Linked DNA regions of Homo sapiens: region 1 is linked to region 2. The links are chromatin contacts, found by Hi-C in ENCODE. All regions are on one chromosome and are shown on one strand. Each heading gives the region's core, a stretch centred on a gene start or an enhancer-like site at or near the end of the contact. The rest is flanking DNA. Distances are from core to core; before and after follow the strand shown. Region 1 has its middle 47 kb from the start of MIR4289. Region 2 has its middle 47 kb from the start of NXNL2.

The links. Hi-C counts contacts between places; a loop is a spot of excess contacts on that map. Pooled maps may share reads with other maps.
Region 1: a loop to region 2 is called in a map of esophagus muscularis mucosa, with 4 times the contacts of the local background. The contact joins two enhancer-like sites. A Hi-C loop is called at or near these places in 2 of 168 maps with a recorded cell type or tissue (esophagus muscularis mucosa and heart right ventricle) and 7 of 50 pooled maps.

The regions. Positions count from the first base shown.
Region 1 is chr9:88,790,016-88,795,946 of GRCh38, reverse strand. No RefSeq gene overlaps it. Among named protein-coding and RNA genes, the nearest start is that of MIR4289, 47 kb to the right of the region's middle. Within about 2 kb of position 4,371, at least 4 of the 41 ENCODE cell types and tissues checked have a DNase peak (open chromatin) inside an H3K27ac peak, as active enhancers do.
Region 2 is chr9:88,578,910-88,585,482 of GRCh38, reverse strand. It overlaps a transcript of NXNL2 not described here. Among named protein-coding and RNA genes, the nearest start is that of NXNL2, 47 kb to the right of the region's middle. Within about 2 kb of position 1,427, at least 3 of the 41 ENCODE cell types and tissues checked have a DNase peak (open chromatin) inside an H3K27ac peak, as active enhancers do.

The sequences.
Region 1 (5,931 bases), core at 3,122-5,621, 210 kb before region 2:
TTTTTGTTAAAAATCTTTGTTTCTCCTCCCTTTTGAACAACAAATTTGGCTAAATATAGAATTCTAGTTTGGTGGGGATTTTTTCTTTCACACTTTAAATATATCACTCCATTCTTTTCTTGCTGACATGGTTTCTTATGAGAACTCTGCTGTAGTCCTTATCCTTATTTTTTTAATAAGTAAAGTTTTTTCTTCCTCTCTGGCTACTTTCAAAATTTGATCTTTGTCTTTAGTTTTCTGCAGTTTGAACATGATATGGTATAAATGTTTTCCCTACAAGCCTAGATTTTTTATGTTCTTTCAATTTCATGGATCTGTGATTTGTACTCTATCATTAATTTGGGAAAGTTTTTGGTCATTATTACTTCAAATATTTATTTTGCTTCATTCTCTCTTCTCCTGTTATTGCAACTGCACTTAGTTATATCTCTTGTAATTGCCCCACAGTACTTTCTTGAATTGTGTGTGTGTGCATGTGTGTGTGTGTGTGTGTGTATTGCAAGTGTCTATTGACCTACCTTAAAGCTCACTGACAGCCTGGGCCACATAGTGAGACCTCATCTCTACAAAGAGTAAAGAAATTTAGCTAGGCATGCTAGTGCACACCTGTAGTACCAGCTACTTGGAAGGCTGAGATGGGAGGATCACTGGAGCCTAGGAGGTCAAGGCTGCAATGAGCCATGATCATAGCACTGCACTGCAACCTTTGTTTCCAAAAATAAAAAATAAAAAATAAAAAGAGCTCACTGATACTTTTCTTGGCCATGACCATATTCAGTCTACTCATGAGCCCATAAAAAGCATTCTTTATTTCTGTCACAGTGCTTTTGACTTTCTAGCTTTTTCTGTTGATTCTTTTTTAGAGTTTCCATCACTCTGCTTTCATTATCCATGTCTTCTTGCAGGTTATCTACTTTTTGCATTAGAGCTCTCAACATATTAATAATAGCTATTTTAAATTCCCTGTGTGATAATTCCAACATGTGTATCATGGGAGAGTCTGCTTCTAATGCTTGCTCTGTCTTTTCAGACTTTGGGTTTCAAGTTTGGTGGGGTTTTTTTGGGGGGTTGGTTGGTTTGCTTGCCTTTTAGCATTGCCTTGTTGAAAGGTTAATACGTTGTCTGGATATAGTGGCTCATGACTGTAATCTCAGAACTTTGGGAGGCCGAGGCAGGAGGATCGCTTGAGACCAGGTGTTTGAGACCAGCCTCAGCAACATAGCAAGACCCTATCTCAGAAAAAAAAAAAAAGAAAGGTGGACATGTTTTATTGAATAATGGGGTCTAAGGCAAATTAGTCTTTAGTTTGAAATTTTACGTGAATTTGGCTAGGAGTTGAACTTTGATTAGTATTTGCTGTAGCCGTATATGCCACAGGCCCCAAATTTCTCCTGGCTTTTGCTCTATTTTTAACTTTGGGCTTCCCTAAGTGCTCTTCCTCGGAGAGAGTCTGTGACTTGCAGCTCTTCCAGCTGTAATTCACTCTTATTCTACCACAGCTCTGTTGGTGTCGTGCTAAGAGGAGTGTGCTTGGGGTTGCGGAGGGGGCATTATTCTATAATCTTATGATTAAATTGTAGTTTTTTTCATGGGCCTCTGTCTCAAGGCTGTGACCCTCACAAGTGTTTCTCTAGTCGTATTGCTTCCTTCCTGTTTGGTGAGACAGGAAGTCTAGAGTGGGCTGGAGTGGGAGCAATGCCTTTTCTCCAGCTGGGGGAAGATTGTAATAAAGTGTTTTTCCCTGACGAGCAGGTCTCTGTTACGGAGAAGGCTCCAGGGGAGCTTCATGAGAATTATTCTTCCCCACCCCTCACCAGAAACAGGAGGAGATCTTGCTTTTCTCTTCATTGTGAGAAGCTGTTGGGATTTCTGAAGGTAAAAACCGTAACAGTGGGTCCCTCTAGGACTGCAGCCCATAGGAGATACCCACTTTCACACTAGTCCATACTCAGCCTCCAGCAAGTCATCAAAATTCATGTTTAAGACTTCCTGCCAGTTACTGCTCCAGCAGCTTCTTCCCCAGGCCAGTAGATCTTGGCTGTGTCTCTGGATTCACCTGTCTCGACAGACTTCAGGGTGTGGTTTGTAATCTCAGTTCTCTGCTGGGTCTAGAAAAAGTCATTGATTTTCAGGTTTTTTTCAGCTTTTTCTTTTTCCTTTTTTTTTTTTTTGAGATGGAGTTTCGCTCTTGTCGCCCAGGCTGGCATGCAATGGCACAATCTCAGCTCACTGCAACCTCCGTCTACCAGGTTCAAGTGATTCTCCTGCCTCAGTCCCCCAAGTAGCTGGAATTACAGGCGTGCACCACCACACCCAGCTAATTCTTTTGTATTTTTAATAGAGACGAGGTTTCACCATGTTGGCCAGGCTGGTCTCAAACTCTTGACCTCAGATGATCTGCCTGTCTCGGCCTCCCAAAGTGTTGGGAAGCTTTTTCTTATTGATGACTTCTGATCTCTTCACATGTCAAAGCTGAACCCAGAAGTCTGATTAATTTTCTTTTTATTTTTTAGGGCCATGTCCCACGCTAAAGGAAGTCTAGCTCCATTAAAAAGTAAACCGTAATGGACCTCCTATTGAGTTTGGAGGAATTGCTGTGGGCTGATTGCACTGATTAAATCATTCATCCTCCATCCAGCATGAACACTTTGCATGCTCCCTGTGGGCCTGTGATTTGGATCTATATATTGGAATGCCCCTACAGAATTCAATGTCTTTAGATCCCAATCTCTTCTCTATTCCTCAACACATGGGGAGCTCCTTGGAATCCCACAATGATTCCTGGTTACAGAGACCCAGACATACTGGGCATGATTGGACCATTCCCTGCCTGAGGCCATGCTGGAGCCAGAGACTGTGTGACAGAGATGCGCTTGTAGTTTAAATATGAGAAGACAGGGTTTAGGGCTGATATTAGGGCCTTAACTACAAAAATCCAAGTGAAATCTGAGAACCCTGATTGTTGTGTTCCAACCTAAGACCCTTTGGTTGTTCCCAAATACCAAATAATTTGGGGGAAATACTGACATACTGACAGCCTCTGAACATTAGAGGTGGTCAGAAACCATGTCTCTTCTCCCAATCCTCCTTACCAGGTGTTGTGTGGAAAGCAAGTCTCAGACTGAACTCATACAGACATTTATTAGCTCTATGTATGAACCAGCTGATGCAGAATCCTTCATAAAACGTGATCTCTTAAGCTTCTATGCTGCTGCATCCTTTTAGGCTCCCTGGGAAGCACATTAAGTATAGAAGAATTCACCCCTGGCAATTGCAACCATTATGGGAAGGTGGGAACATCTGGTCTGTCAGTCCGATCAAGTGAAGGATGAAACAGATTTCCACATCCTGAGCACCACTCCAAAGTGGGGAGACTACTGGGTTTGCTGGATGCTTTTACTCCATTCATACACGGGTGGAGGCAACTTTGCCAGTCTTGCAACCAATCACATATAATTATGCCACTTATTTCATCAAAATAAATTATCCAACAGTCCTTACACTGATCAATGGACCTGTTACTGCTGATTCTGATGGTAATATTTAAAGGCTTGCCTTAGTTGTTTCTGGAAAACTGATTCCAAATTAAGGTCTAAATTAAGGTAGTTAGGATTCCTCATTAGTGTCCTCCACATGGTAAATAAAAGCCCTGGGAGTTTAGATCAATGTTGACATAAACACACACACACACACACACCACACACACACATCACACACACATCACATACACACACATATCACACACACACACACACACCATTCTAAAAACTTAAGAATTTTTAAAGTAAATTACTGACAATACTTTAGCTTACTTTGTTTTTTTATCTTACTTGACTCTGTTGTCTATTGACAACAAAGCCCAGTGTTGTATTCTTAACCACTACTGATCATCAAACATGAATGTTATCATTCTTAGAAAATCAGATGTACAAATAACCCCACACTTTCTGCATGTGTAACATCAGGCAGGTCATTTAACCTTTTTAGGCCCTAATTTCGAAATCTGCAAAGTGAAGTTAATAATGAGAGTTATCTACTTCCAAGAGTGGTTGCCCAAACCCCATGAGATAAGATAAGTCAAGGCACTGTGGAAGCCATATAAGCAACAGGCGTGAGGAAGGCGTCATTAGTTGTCTGCTTCTTGAAGGGAGAACATTCAGGAGGGAAAGGCTGCAGGCTTCCTCATCTGGAAAAACTCCCTGCTGCCTAAAGGAGCACAGAGCATCCTCAAAATCCACACACCCAAACCAACCCCAAAGGCACTTGTTATTCATAAGTGAAAGGTCCTGGGTGTGGGTGGATGAAAGTTGAAAGCTTTCCCAAGTCAAATGAGAATGTTTGCTTCCATTGCCTCACACTGTGGTATGAATAAGAACATTTCCTGGCAGGGTAATGCTTTCCTGTCTTCTCCAAGCCATGAGTTCTTCTGTCACTGACAAATTACTTACAACTTCTGAACTGTGAGCTCTTTTATCACTCCAGACAAAATTCAAAAATTCAGGAGCCCACTGAAGCAGATAGAATGCTTTGGATTGTAAGTAACAGGGAGATTCTAGAAAAGTTGACTTAGTTGCAAAAGGGATTGTCTTGGACCCAGAAGGCCCAGGTGGGCTGACTCAAAAGCTTGACAAAGGCCTGACCACTTCCTCCTCTGCCATCCACAGGGCAGGGCTAAGAGACTCCCAGCAGGCACCTGTACCTGATGGAGTATTATTGGCCAATAAAGTTGTTGAGAAAGACTACATAACAACATGGGAAAATGCTTGAGATGCTAAGAGAAAGACACAGAGGATAAAAAGGTACATAAATACAATTAGACTTGTCCTTAAAGAGAAAAAAGCAAAATTCTGCTTCAAAAAAATTGGAAGAAAATGGACCAAAATATTAACAAGAGCTGTATTTAGGTTTTCTCTGTGCTTTTTCCCTACTTTTCAGTATATTTTAAGTTTTCTTTAAGGACTTTCAAGGTGAAAAGATGTTTATTTTAAAATTTAAAATGAAATAAAGAGATGTTCAGGTCTCCCTGGGAAATTCCTGGTGAATGAACACTGCTTTGCTGTGGGTCATAGAGTTTTGTGACTCTGTCACCCTGATTGAAAACTGAGTAACTCTCGTTTCCATTTTTGGGATACTTCCACTATAATTAACCTGAGAGAGTAGATTCTGCTAGTGGCTAATTAAATTTTTGCCTAATAATGATAGAAAGCTCATTATCTCATTCTATCAGGATACTATTTATCCCAGCATTTCTGTACTTTTAATGACATATTTTGGAATAGATCAAACTTACAAAAAAGTTAACAGAATAATATTTTTTAAAAATCCCATTTCTCCTATGATGGCTTAAATTTTACCATCATTTTCACCATCACACTTTCTTCTATCCATCTATAATCATAAATCACTCATCTGTTTTGGAACCATTTGTGAGCATGCTGCAGATACCCCTAGATACTGCAGTGTGTTTTCCCCAAAGACACTCTCCTACATAAACACTGCACAACTCCTCTAATTGAGAAACCCACACCAATACGTTTGCATCCAACCCACAGACACCATCCCCATTGTGCCAGCTTTCCCAGCACCATCTCTACTTCCTTTCTGGCATATAATTCAATCCAGGTTTGCACGCCATATGCAGTTGTCCTGTCTTTTCAGTCTCCTTCAGTCTGGAGCAGTTCCTTGCCCCTTCTCTGTCTCTCATGTCCTTGGTAGTTTTAGAGAAACTGAGGCATGGTATGTCCTCACAACAGACTCAGGCCAGGTCTCCATGATGGAAACCATGCAGTGCTCAGTGCACATGATGCGGGCACTTCCCACTCCTGCAGAGGGTCGCCTTCATCACCTCAGAGCCTGCCAGTCCTCTCCTCAGCAAAGTCAGCATTTCTCCTTTGCAATTGATGATTATGTTGTGGATGATGTACTGAGACT
Region 2 (6,573 bases), core at 178-2,677:
CTCATCTAGGATAAGTGCACAGAATTGACCATTTTCCAAAACAATGATGGCAGAATTTCAGCTCTGTCTGGTATTATTGGTGTGTGTGGCTCAAAAAGAAACTTAAGAAAATAATTTATCCATGGAAAACTGAGTTGACCTGCTGAGGTGTGTCTTTACTGCTAATGTACATACATGTGAGGAGGGACATAGCCATATAACCTAGACTTCATAAAATGAAGTGAGAATGTGTTTTCTCATTAATTTATCAAGGGTTCTGTGCTTAATGACATGTAAGTGGTGATCTTTATGTCTCACCATTCAGAAACGAGATGTCATGAATTAAGATTTCAAATAGAGCTGAAGCTGTTGCCTCTAACCCTTCACCCTCTTCTTCAGGACCCATTTCTGAACTGACTTAGAAATACAACAGGAGAGGCAAGGCATGGTGGCTCACGCCTGTAATCCCAACACTTTGGGAGGCCAAGTCAGGCAGATCACTTGAGGTCAGGAGTTTGAGGCCAGCCTGGCCAACATGGTAAAACCCCATCTCTACCAAAAAGACAAAAATTAGCTGGGCATGGTGGCGTGTGCCTGTAATCCCAGCTACTCGGGAGGCTGAGGCAGGAGAATTGCTTGAACTCGGAAAGTGGATATTGCAGTGAGCCCAGATTGTGCCACTGCACTCCAGCCTGGGCATCACAGTGAAACTTCATGTAAAAAAAAAAAAAAACGGAAATGCAACAGGAGAAAATACACACCCACACCCCATACCTCATTGTAGCTCAGGAGACTAGCCACAGGTGAACTCCCCTGTCCTTAGAGCCTCTAGGAACTTGGGCTGATAGCTCAGATGGCTCAGACTCAGGAGGATTGATGACTGATCCTCCCTGAGTGGATGGTTTCTTAGCTTCAAACATGTTTTTTCTCTCTGGACATTAAGTGACTGTATTTTTTCGTTCAGGCTGTCATAACAAAATACCACAGGCTGAGTAGTTTAAACAACAGACATTTATTTCTCACTGTTCTGGAGGCTGGAATTCCAAGATTAAGATGCCCGGCAGGATTAGTTTCTAGGCAGAGCTCTCCTCCAGGCTTGCAGACAGCCGCCTTCTCTTTGTGTTCTTGCATGGCTTTTCCTCAGTGAACGCACACACTTCCTGTTCTTATAAGGACACTGGTCCTATCAGATTAAGGCCCCACCCTTATAATCACATTTATAGTTAATTACTTCCTTCCTCCAAACACAGTCAGTGATGAGTTGTAGGACCTCAGGCAAATCACCTCGACAGCCCTTGGCTTCTTCTGAGATGATTTCATGTTTAGAAATACTAAAAACAGACTGGCTGTCAGGCTAAAGAATTGCTTCTTAGTTCCACCAGCTTCTTCCCAGTGATGCTTTCGGATGATTCTGCAGGCAATTGGATTGCTTCCACCAGATGGCTTGGAACAGAAAGTGCAGGCATGGAGAGAAGGTGGCCGCATGTATTAGTTGGCTCCGGCTGCTGAAACAAAATACCATTGACTGAGTGGCTTACAGATAAAAGAAAATTACTTTCTCATAGTTCTAGAGGTAGGGAAGTCCACATCAAGGTGTCAGCTGATTTGGTTCCTGGCAAGGGTTCTCTTCCTGGCTTGCAGACAAGTGCCTTCTCAGTGTGTTCTCACATGGTGGAGAGAAAAGAAGCTCTTTCTCTTCCTCTCCTTATAAGACCACAGTCATATCAGATTAGGGCTACCCTGTGACACATTTAACCCTAATTGCATTCTACAGACCTTGTCTCCAGACACAATCACATTGGGCGTGAGGGCTTCAACATATGAATTTGGTAAATGCAGGACACAATTCAATCCACAGCAATGATAAACCACCACCACCACGACCAAAGTCTAGCTTTCATCCCAAAGCATCAGAGCAGCACAATCTCAGCACCATCCTAAGATTTCATGCCCCCAAAGCGGGGGTGTCTGTGTAGGGTGGAGTCACCCGTGAACAGTCAGACCCCTCAGATGCTGACCAGAGACCAGCGGGGTGATGGAAATCCACTTTAGGGCCAGATTACCATGCAGCGTCAAATACCATTATTCCTGCTCGACCTAAGAAGAGTGAGCTATGGATTGGAGGAATTCAGAGAACATTCCCTCTCACTCTTGGAAGTTGTGCCCTGCTGAAAGAGTGAACCCTGATATTCCAAAGGAACTAAGAAGATAACACTGAGTGGGTCTCCACGAGCATGCCACGCATTAGGGCTTTCATCCACGTTTGCAGTGCAGCGGTAACAAATGCCGCAGAAGCAGAGACTTGAACAGTGCTGCACAGGCTTAGAATCCCAAAACCACCATGGGAATGAGCCCAGTCGGGCCTGCCAGGGGATAAGAGGCCACAGAGAGCAGCATCAAGGTGTCCTAGCTGCCTGGCTGCCCACTGGCCACAGACACATGGAATTGTCCAGTAGAGACCATCAAGCTGGCCCAAACTAGAAGAAATGCCCAACCAACTCCTAGACTAGTAAACCAAAGAAAAGGGGTATCGTTGGGCCAGGCTCAGTGGCTCATACCTGTAATCCCAGCACTTTGGGAGGCCAAGGCGGGAGGATCCCTTGAGGTCAGGAGTTCGAGACCAGCCTGGCCAACATGGCAAAGCCCCATCTCTACTAAAAATACAAAAATTAGCTGGGTGTGGGGCACATATCTGTAATCCCAGCTACTCAGGAGGCTAAGGCACAAGAATTGCTTGAACCCAGGAGGTGGAGGTTGCAGTGAGCCAAGATCGTGCCACTGTGCTCCACCCTGGGTGACAGAGCAAGACTGTCAAAAGAAGAAAGAAAGAAGAAAGAAAGAAAGAGAGAGAGGGAGGGAGGGAGGGGAGGAGGGAGGAAGGAAGGAAGGAAGAAAGGAAGGAAGGAAGGAAGGATTGTTTTAAGCCTCTAAGTTTTGAGATATTTTGCTATGCAGCAAATAGTGCTTAATACTTGCTAATGGTGCAATCTCCCAACTTAGACTGCTTTTCTTTTTTTTCATTTTTTTATTTTTTTGAGATGAAGTCTCTCTCTGTCGCCCAGGCTGGAGTGCAGTGGTGCGATCTCGGCTCACTGCAAGCTCCGCCTCCCGGGTTCACACCATTCTCCTGCCTCAGCCTCCCGAGTAGCTGGGACTACAGGCGCCCGCCACCATGCCCAGCTAATTTTTTGTATTTTTAGCAGAGACAGGGTTTCACCGTGTTAGCCAGGATGGTCTGACCTCGTGATCCGCCCACCTCGGCCTCACAAAGTGCTGGGATTACAGGCGTGAGCCACTGCACCCAGGTCTAGACTGCTTTTCTAATGAAGAACATCCTCCCCTTCCCAAACAAAATTCCATTTCTTTGTACAAATATAGGACTAGAGAGTAGCAAAACCTCCTGCAACTCAAATATTCTTCCAGAAGCCAGGTGAGGAATGACAGAAGTAGTGAATGAGAACCCCGAATGAGCTCTGGGGTGGGGAGTGGTGACAGGAGAGGAAGCCGAAGTCCATAAGGAGATGTGCCAAAACCACTCCTCTCCATGGGCTGCAGCCACCAGAACCGGCCACAAATGTGGTCATCTTGCCCATGGTTAGGCTCACCTTGAAAAACAGAACCTTCTCAACTGTAGAGAAAAGCATAGACATCAGCAAGTACTTATGTGCAGCAAAGTCCATTCCACAATATGTTCTTACTGATCTGGAAACAACACAGTCACAAATAAATGGGTTAAGAAAGTGGTTGCAGCCGGGTGCAGTGGCTCACGCCTGTAATCCCAACACTTTGGGAGGCCGAGGTGGGCGGATCACCTGAGGTCGGGTGTTTGAGACCAGCCTGACGAACATGGAGAAACCCCGTCTCCACTAAAAATACAAAATTAGCCAGGCATGGTGGCACATGCAGGCGCATGCCTGTAATTGCAGCTACTCGGGAGGCTGAGGCGGCTGAGGCGGGAGAATCGCTTGAACCTACGAGGCAGAGGTTGTGGTGAGCTGAGATCACGCCATTGCACTCCTGCAGCCTGGGCAACAAGAGCGAAACTCCATCTCAAAAAAAAAAAAGAAAAAGTGGTTGCTTCATTTAAAATTACTCATGCTCACTATTGCCAAACTCCCCCCAAAAGTGGTAGCATTGCCTTTGTCTTTGGACACACTGGGTGTTGGAGGTCATTGATGAGGAACTCCTTGTGGACCCCCAGCCAGCTTTGTCCTCTTGGTTTCAGTGAAGCTCCAAATAGGCTTCGCCCATTTCTTGCAGTGGGTAGCTGCAGACAGAAGCTCCTTCCAAGGCAGTGGCTGGGACAGCAGCTAAAAGACTTAACTTGGCAGACACTGTGAGTCAGTGCATGAAAAGGCCGGTATGGAGATACAGATTAATTACATAGGGAAAAATAGCAACTGCCCCGAGGAGAAAGCTGCACACAGCACCTTCACCAGGTGAGCCGGGTTAGCATCATCAGTCATGCCACATACTGGCCTTATGTGCCCTCTGATACCACACACTGAGGAGGATACCACGTCACTCTTATGATATTCTTGCAAAAAATAATGCATAAGCTACATTTAATCAGGAGGAACGTGCCACAAAATCATGGCCAGTACTCTTTAAAAAAAGTCTGAAGGTCATTAGAGACAAAGAAAAGTTGTGGAACCATTCCAGACTAAAAGAGACCAAGGACATTTGATGACTTAAATACAGCATGAGATATTGGACTGGGTCCTGGATCAGAGAAAGACATCAGTGGGGCCATGGATGAAATCTGAAGAGCATGGGTGGATTCGTTAACAGTACTGCATCAATGCTAAGTCCCTGGGATTGACTATCTTAACATAATTATGTGAGGTGTAAACACTGGGGAAACTGGGGTAAGGCATACAGAAAATTTTTGTACTGTTTTTGCAACTTTAAGTTCCAACTTATTTCAAAATCAAGTTTAAAAAGTAAAGAATAAAATCTCTTTAAAATTTAACAAGAAGAGAAAAAAAAAGAGAGAAGCTCCCACCACTGTTGGCTGACATCTATGTTCTTTAAATTTAGTGGGAAAGAAATGATCAATTTTGGCCAGGCAAGGTAATCCTAGCACTTTGGAAGACCGAGGCAGGTGGATCACCTGAGGTCAGGAGTTCGACACCAGCCTGGCCAACATGGTGAAATCCCATCTCTACTAAAAATACAAAAAATTAGCCAGGCCTGGTGGCTGGTGCCTGTAATCCCAGCTACTTGGGAGGCTGAGGCAGAAGAATCACTTGAACCCAGGAAGTAGAAGTTGTAGTGAGCTGAGATTTCACCACTGTACTCCAGCCTGGGCAACAAGAGTGAAACTCCATCTCAAAAAAAAAAAAAAAAAGAATTTTTTTTTTTTGAGATGGAGTCTTGCTCTGTCACCCAGGCTAGCGTGCAATGGCGCGATCTTGGCTCACTGCAACCTCTGCCTCCCAGTTCAAGCGATTCTCCTGCCTCAGCCTCCTGAGTAGCTAGGACTACAGGCGTGTGCCACCACACCCGGCTAATTTTTTTGCATTATTATTTTTTTTAGTAGAGATAGGATTTCACCGTGTTAGTCAGGAGGGTCTCGATCTCCTGACCTCGTGATCCACCCTCCTCAGCCTCCAAAATTGCTGGGATTACAGGCGTGAGCCACCGCGCCCTCCCATCATTTTTTAATTCATTTGGCTACCAGCCCTCAGAAGGTTAAGAGATAGCCATATGGTGGACATTTGTTTGGGGCCACCCTGCATAACCCACTCACCCCCTTCTCTCACCCCGGGTTTTCATTGCGGAGTTTATTTTTCCCTTGACTCGCAGTCATAAGACTCTGGGGAAGGAGCTGCTAACTCCAGCCCTAGAAAAGAGGTGTGTGGCCCAAGCCTACCCAGCAGCATATTCAGTCTCCTTGGCCCTGGTGACACTCCACAGAGGGCATGTGACAGCAGGAAGTAGACTTAATTCTGAGCGTTTGGCTTAAGCATCAGGAGGCTGTCACAACCAGCCCCACCTCCACTGGACTTGAATAAGCTCAATGGGGACCAAAGCTACCTCTGTGACCAGCTGCTGCCAGGAGGGAGTCTGTCCCAGCAAGAAGCCAGCCCTGAAGCTGCAGAAATGAGTCCTGCCACAGCACCCAATCCCTAGTCAGGCCACACCTGACTCCACCCCGTGGGTCCTGTAACTAGAAGAGGTCAGGAAGCCCCCCGTCCTTCAGGCATTCCGGATTGCAGGGGCCTCCCGCAACCAAGAGAGCCATGTTTAGCTGAGTTCCATCTCCTGCTGAGAAAGTCAAGATCAGCCAAACCACATGCTGCAGTGTCAGAGTCTCGGGTTATGAAAGGCGGCATCAGTGGGGTAGTGAAGACAGGAGGAAAGGGCAGAGAGGCCACCAGTGTGCCTCTGGGAGGACAAACGTTTTACATTGGCCAGCGTGCCCCCATATTTTGGTGTTCTGACAACCCACCCACTTAATCAGCAAGAAATCGAGACTTTCCTGTGATCCCCATGTCCAGTTCATCCTTTGCAAGTTCCTGGGCGGGGAGCAGAGTGGCTGTCACATAGACAAAGATGTAGGCCGCCCACCAGCGCCTACTTCTCCAACTT